Linked DNA regions of Homo sapiens: region 2 is linked to region 1. Evidence: chromatin contacts called from ENCODE Hi-C or POLR2A ChIA-PET data. All regions are on one chromosome and are shown on one strand. Each heading gives the region's core, a stretch centred on a gene start or an enhancer-like site at or near the end of the contact. The rest is flanking DNA. Distances are from core to core; before and after follow the strand shown. Region 1 overlaps PADI2 (peptidyl arginine deiminase 2). Region 2 holds the start of ATP13A2 (ATPase cation transporting 13A2).

What was found. Hi-C counts contacts between places; a loop is a spot of excess contacts on that map. ChIA-PET counts read pairs that join two places held with the same protein, here RNA polymerase II (POLR2A). Pooled maps may share reads with other maps.
Region 2: a pooled map shows a loop between it and region 1 (2.7-fold over the local background). The contact joins the promoter of ATP13A2 here to the enhancer-like site in region 1. A Hi-C loop is called at or near these places in 1 of 168 maps with a recorded cell type or tissue (CD14-positive monocyte) and 2 of 50 pooled maps. POLR2A ChIA-PET finds 5 or more read pairs at or near these places in 3 of 52 experiments (B cell, T-cell and activated B cell).

The regions. Positions count from the first base shown.
Region 1 is chr1:17,073,840-17,077,398 of GRCh38, forward strand. It overlaps PADI2 (peptidyl arginine deiminase 2), which reads right to left. Exons shown (of 16, transcript NM_007365.3): 12 at 1,840-1,984; 13 at 1,017-1,110. Among named protein-coding and RNA genes, the nearest start is that of SDHB, 22 kb to the left of the region's middle. Within about 2 kb of position 1,757, at least 2 of the 41 ENCODE cell types and tissues checked have a DNase peak (open chromatin) inside an H3K27ac peak, as active enhancers do; they include CD14-positive monocyte, where a contact is called at or near this core.
Region 2 is chr1:17,010,151-17,013,709 of GRCh38, forward strand. ATP13A2 (ATPase cation transporting 13A2) reads right to left here and starts at 1,778. Exons shown (of 29, transcript NM_022089.4): 1 at 1,579-1,778. The coding sequence starts at 1,588. RefSeq lists enhancers at 30-109, 873-922 and a silencer at 1,413-1,942.

The DNA.
Region 1 (3,559 bases), core at 507-3,006:
TCCCTCTTTCCGTGATTAATTCAAATGCAAACCTCATCCCGACTATGTCTGTCCCAATTATGTGAATGTCTAAACGTAGAAGATAATGTCTCACTTCTGGACTGACAACCACGATGTCTGACCATGCCTTTTGCCCACTAAAGTCCACTTTTCTTCCTGTCCCTAAATTGTATTGCATCTATTTTCTATCTCTCTTTCTAAAATACAAGCTCCTTGAATGCAGATTGCACATCAGTTTCCTTTTCTTTTTCAAAATTTTTATTATAGAGAGGCTGGGTGTGGTGGCTCATGCCTGTAATCCCAGCACTTTGGGAGGCTGAGGCGGGTGGATCACCTGAGGACAGGAGTTCAAGACCAGCCTGACCAACATGGTGAAGCCCAGTTTCTACTAAATAAAAAAAAATTAGCTGGGCATAGTGGTGCCTGCCTGTAATCCCAGCTACTTGGGAGGCTGAGGCAGGAGAATCGCTTGAACCTGGGAGGCGGAGGTTGTAGTGAGCCAAGATTTCACCATTGCACTCCAGCCTGGGCAATAAGAGCGAAACTCTGTCTCAAAAAAAAAAAAAAAAAGTATTATAAAAATGGGGCTCTCACTATGTTGCCCAGATTGGTCTCGAACTCCTGGACTCAAGTGATCCTCTTTCTTCAGCCTCCAAAGGTGTTGGAATTGTAGGCATGAGCCACCAGACCCAGCTGCATGTCAGTTTTCAACCATTTAACCCTCCACTGGGTCTGGTGCCATTTAAAGTATACGCTAGGGCTTGAAGATGCGCTATGCACTGCTGGTGACACTAAGGAGCTGTGGGCAGCTCACAGTCCACCCAGCCACAGCAAGGGTCACAGGAGGCCAGAGGTGCTTCCCAGCATGGCGACCTCACAAACCCCCGATCGGGCCAGACACCCAGGGAAGTGGAGCTGGGTGCTCAGGGACAAAGTGCTTATCTGCCCCACCCTCCCGAGGGTCTCTCTGGGGCCTCCAGCTCGCCACTTCCTGTCAAGGCCCTGTGGCCACTCACCTTTGAACATGATGGCCTCTCCATGGCCGTCCTTCTGCTTCTCTCGGAAGAGCTTGTAGCAGGCCGAGGTGCTGGCCATGAGTAGCAGGAATTTCTGCAAGAGACAGTCCAGAGGGACAGAGTCAGCAGTGGGAAGGCACCCAAGGAGCACGGGGAGGCCCTGCGCTGAGGACCCAGTGCCTTGCCTGCTCATTGCCTCAGGCCTCCCATGCCGAGTGGCAAAGGCTGACGGGGAGGGTGTTCTCTGCTTCAGAGGAATATTTCTCACCTTTCCTCTACCTCAGCAATGTCACCAGATCAAGGCTCAGAGTCAAAGGTGGACTTGGACAGGACATCTCCAAGTTGCCAAGCAGCCACACAATTTGCAGAGAATTTCCAGGGTATGAAGTTGTACCCATAAGAAAATGAAAGAACCTCTTTCCAGTGCCACAGGTGCATAACCTATTTCTCTCTAGAGCATTACCACCAACACAATAGCCACTAGCCTTATGTGACTATTGAACACTTGAGCTGTGGCTAGTCTGAATTTAGGTGTGTCATGTGAGTAAAATCTTTGCCAGATTTTGAAGATTTAGTATGAGAAAAGAATTTAAATCTCTCGTTAATAATTTTTAGGCTGATTATGTGTTGCAATGCTAACATTTTGGATTTATGGGGTTAAAATTTTACCTGCCACAGCAACAACATGCAAACCAGCTTCAGCCTACTTCCTCCTTCCTTTATGCTGTCGAGTTCCTCTAGCTCTTGCCCTCTGCTGGCAGGGGCGGGTAATATATTGGTTTGCTGCTACCCCATTCACTCCAGCCTCGGGAGGCTAGCTTACCTTTGTGCCGGGGATGGGGACAAAGGACATGAACTCATCCACGTGGCCCACAGTCAGCCAGTCTGAGTAGAGCTCCACGGGCGCCTGCACCTGCTGGGCCTTCAGGAAGTCACGCACCACCTTGGTCATCCTCCGACCACCAGACCTGGAGAAGGGAGGAAGAGGAGTTTCAGCAAATTACCCACCGCACCAGAGGGCCTGCAAGAGGAGTTTGGTCTCTGGGACCCACCTCGGACCCAGAGTGACATCAGCAGAGAAGTCCCAGGAAGGAGACTAGGTTGGGTTAAGAGACCCTGGCGCAGGCAGTAAGGCGTTTGAGTCCCAGGGGAAAGAGTAGGTGTGAGTTGCAGCTGCGGCCTGTGTGAAGGGCAGGGAGCCCAGGCTTCAGCCCTTGAGGGTGCCAGTGAGTGTGCAGAGGCTACCTTTTGTGTGCGGGAGTCCCACCTGGCCTGCTGGACGGGGCTAGGGCACAGGAGGGCTCCAAAATCTGCCCTCATCCATGTGCCTCTTTGCTACATTAACTTCTACTTACTTTAATCTTTTTTTTTTCCCCCGAGATGGAGTCTTGCTATGTTGCCCAGGCTGGAGTAGAGTGGCATGATCTTGGTTCACTGCAACCTCTGCCTCCCGGGTTCAAGCAATTCTCCTGCCTCAGCATCCTGAGTAGCTGGGACTACAGGCGTGTGCCACCACGCCCGGCTAATTTTTGCATTTTTAGTAGAGACAGGGTTTCACCATGTTGGCCAAGCTGGTCTTGAACTCCTGACCTCATGATCCGCCCTCCTTGGCCTCCCAAACTGCTGGGATTACAGGTGTGAGCCACTGTGCCTGGACTTACTTTAATCTTTAATCAGTTCAAGAGAAACCTCCTCCAGGAAGCCCTTCCTCATTTCTTTTTTTGTGTGTGTTTGTTTTTTGTATTTTGAGACAGAGTCTAACTCTGTCACCAGTGCAGTGGCATGATCTCAGCTCACTGCAATATCTCCCTCCCTGGTTCAAGCGATCCTCCTTCCTCAGCCTCCCAAGTAGCTGGGACTACAGGTGCCCACCACCCCGCCCAGCTAATTTTTTTGCATTTTTAGTAGAGATGGGGTTTTACCATGTCGGCCAGGATGGTCTCGATCTCTTGACTTCGTGATCTGCCCACCTCAGCTTTCCAAAGTGCTGGGATTACAGGTGTGAGCCACCGCTCCCGGCCAGCCCTTCCTCATTTCTAGACCCCCCAAGGTCTGCAATCTCTCCATTATCCTCCGAAGATAACCCTAGCTCCTTAGGGTGGCCAACAAATTCCTTTCTGATCTGGCTCCTGGCCAGCCCTCCTCCCTCGCTTCCCTCCCTTCCCCCGGTTCTGTCTGCTCCAGCCACCTGCTACACTTGCTATCCCTTGGGGCTTTTCCCTTTGCTGTTCCTTCTGTATGGAATGCGCTTCCTTTACAATCTCCTGATGGCTGCCTACTTCTTAACATCCAAGCCTCAACTCTAGTCACATCTTCAAAAAAACAACAGCTAAGGCACCCCTGTCCCCAGGAATGTTTTATCATGTCACCCTGTTTTATCTTCTCCATTGCATGTATCAGCATTCAGAATTATCTAATTGATTTACTTGATTCCATGTTTATTTTCTGTACTGCCCTTACCCAACTATAAACTCCCGGAGAGCTGGGACTTCATCTGTTCTGGTCACCGCTGTATCCCCAGAGCCTAGAATAGTGCCTGGCAC
Region 2 (3,559 bases), core at 528-3,027, 64 kb before region 1:
CACTGCACCCTCCACCTCCCAGGTTCAAGCAATTCTCCTGCCTCAGTTCCTGAAGTAGCTGAGACTACAGGCACATGCCACCACACTCAGCTAATTTTTGTATTTTTAGTAGAGACGGGGTTTCCCCATGTTGGCCAGACTGGTCTTGAACTCCTGACCTCAAGTAATCCGCCTGCCTCAGGCTCCCAAAGTGCTGGGATTACAGGCGTGAGCCACCACGCCTGGCCTGTCATTGCTCTTCTGATGAACAGCAGCTCCCATGGAGTGCTCACCATGCCCTGCGGAAGCCCTTCAGTGTGCTAACTCAATGAAGCTTCACACACAACCCTCTGGGGTAGTGACTATTATTATCCCCATTGTACACCTGGGGAAACTGAGGAACAGCATGTGAATCCCTTGTCCAGGGTCATAGAGCTTGAAAGGGGAGAAGCTGGAAATGAGTGTGTCTGAATGGGCACATTCTTTCCCACAGCCATTCCATGAAAAGTACAGATTAGGATTCCCATTTAAAACGAGGCCCAGAGGAGTAGATTGACAAGCACAAAGTCACACAGCTATGAGGGGCCAAGACTGGACTTGAACCTCGTCTGAGGTCACAGCTCGGGGCAGTGTCACCAGCACTGTGGATCAGAGGGGCTAGAGCCATTTGGGACCTCTTATTTCCTGCGGAAGCCTTGGCTTCCTGCTGGTGACCTGGCAGCGGCCCAGGGCGGCTGCCTCCTCCCTGGCTGTGGTTCCCGGCGGCGGGGAGCTCCTGTCTTCTGCCAGGCTGAGGCGGGAGTGTGTGTGAACCATCTTCCCATCTTTGGATCTGGATTCTAGGGGCTGTCTTTCCTCATTCCTTCCCCTCCCTCGCCGGGGGGTGCACTCTAGGCTGTGGGGCTGGGGGCTGAGTGACAGACACTGAGATGAGACCTTTCTGGATAGGGGAGGAGGACTGGCCCCATTCCCGGCAGGTGGGATTTAAATTAGACCCTGGAGGAGTGGGCGTAGGACATCTGGCCAGGGATGGGTTGCATGGAGGGTGTGGCCCTTGGCCCTGGGTGTGACGGGTTTTCTCTGGGGTCTGAGGCAGGAGGTCAGGAGTGGCGCTGTGGCCCAGGACATCTACCCAGGAAATGGAGTCCCGACTCCCCCAACGCCATTCATTCATTCATTCAGCCCAGAGGGGTTGCCCAGAGGCCCGAGGATGCAGCCGTCTCCCCCACCTGGACATCCGTCACTCGGGGTGGGATCCGATTAAGTGGGCGTGGGGTGGCCTCCCCGTCCCCGCACGGCCCCAGGACCCTCTTGCACAAGCGCCCGGCTTCCAATCCCGCGGCTGAGGGGTGCAGGGGAGGGGAGGGACCGGCTGCGAGCGGCGGCGCCATCCCCAGCCCCGGCGTCTCTGGGAAGAAACCGGGGCCGAGTCCCCGTCAAAAGGGAGGGGACGGGCCAGGATCCCCAACCAGGTCCCGCTTCCTGGGCTCGCGACCCCGCGGTGGGGGGCGTCGCCTCCCCTCTCCCTCCAAGGGGTGACGACAACTGGCGGGCCGGGGACCGCGCCGGGCTCGGGGCCGACCCGGACTCCGCACTCACCTGCGCTCATGCCGGCTCCTCGCGCTCATCGCCGGCCCCGGCGCTGCGGCCCTCGGCCTGGGCCCCGGCGTGCGCAAGGCCCTGGGCGGGGGCGCGGTCCGGACGGCCCGGGGCGAGGGGCGCTGGGCTAGCGCGGGGCTGGAGCAGGGCTGACGCGGGCGGGGCACCTGGGCCACCAGGCTCGGCGCGGCTCCGACACTGCCGCAGTCCCTCCGTGCGCGCCGCAAGCCCCGCCCGGCCCTCTGCGGCCCTCGCAGCGCCCGCGCCGGGGCTGCCGGGACTTGTAGTCCCCGCCTGCTCCTCCGCACACACCGGGGGCGGGGCGACCGGAGACACACACCTCACGGAGGTAGCCCCCGCCAGCACGTCCCAGTGGTTAGGGACTGTGCGTGCTGGTCCAGCTCTCCATGTCTTCCAGGCCGCGCGACCGTGAGCAAGTCACTGATCCTCTCTGGCCCTCTTTTCCCAACCTGTAGGATAGCAATGCCTGCTTCACAGAGAACTGCTGCGAGGATCACACAAGAAAATGCTTGTCAACTGGGCGTGGTGGCGCATGCCTGTAATCCCAGCTACTCGGAGACTAAGCCAGGAGAATCGCTTGAACCCAGGAGGCGGAGGTTGCTGTGAGCCGGGATCATGCCATTGCACTCCAGCATGGGCAAAAAGAGCGAAACTCTGTCTCAAAAAAAAAAAAAAAAGAAAATGCGTATCAAGCACTTGAGACAGTGCCTGGCGCTGCTTGATGAATGCAAAGAAGGAAGACACACCTGCCCAGAGATTCACAGGGTCAGATGTGGGCCCACAGAGACCCAGGGAGAGTCTGCCATGATGCACTGGAGGCCTTGAAATGCCAGAGAAAGAGAAGCCTCACAGCGTGACCTGCAGACACACCTGCACTGGGGGGATTCATGAAGACCCCTGAAAGGCACCAGAGATGTCTTACCTGCGTGCAGCATTTATCCTGCTACCCCATAGTGACCGGCACAGGCATAGTGTTCCCTGTCTCCAGGACCTCTGGACAGAGGAGCTCCAAAGGGGAGAGTGGATCTGTGAGATCCTAGGGCAAACAAGGGAAGGTTCACGTTAGGGCCAAGGATAGACGTGGGCAGGATCACTGGTCATTTGTCCAGTATGAATTTATGGAGTGCCAGCACCACTGTGGGAGCCAGGAACGTGAGAGTGAACAAAACAGAGATGCCCCTGTCCCTGCGGAGACTGCTGTCTACTGGGAAGTAGCCCTAGTCAAGGAAAGGAAAACTCCAACGATCCCTATTGTGGAAGGGGCTGGAAGGAGACACAGCTGTGATGGTGGTGAGGGTGTGGGTAGGGGATAGACCCCAGGAGGGAAAGCAGCACCTGATTCATAGCAAGATCCCAGTGAACATTTGGTACAGGAACACACGTTGGCAGGACTTGCTGGTGGATAGGATGTGGGGGTGCAGGAATGTGTGGAATTCAAGATGCTCCCCAGGGTTTTGGCCTGAGCAGCTGGGTGCCAGTGGAGCCATTTACTCAGCTGGGGCAGGCTGCCCGAGCCAACCAGTTGCGGGTCATTCCTGTTGACCACCTGGGCCATGGGACTGGCTTCCTTGGGTCAGGTGACAAGAGTTCTTTCATCTTCCGGTGACACTTCCAGGGGAGGCAGGCTGCTTAACTTTTCAGAACTCCCATGTCCTCCCCCAGGGCTTAGCTCAATTTCTGGCAGGAACCCAGCCTCCAGGGCAGCAGGAAGGCTGGGTTTGGAAATGGCTAGCCCAGGTGGCCTTGGCAAGAGGCAGTATGGTACAGTGGCAAGGGGCTGGGTTCTGGCATCAGAAAGACATGGATGCATGAGTTGCTTTCTAGCTGTGTGAGCTTTAAAATGTCACTTTCCTTCTCTAAGGCTCTCCTTCCCCTCACCTACAAAATGGAAGGCATGGAGAGGATGAAATGAGATGGCAGGAACTTGGTAGAAGCCAGCTGCTTGCTTTAGATCCTGGCA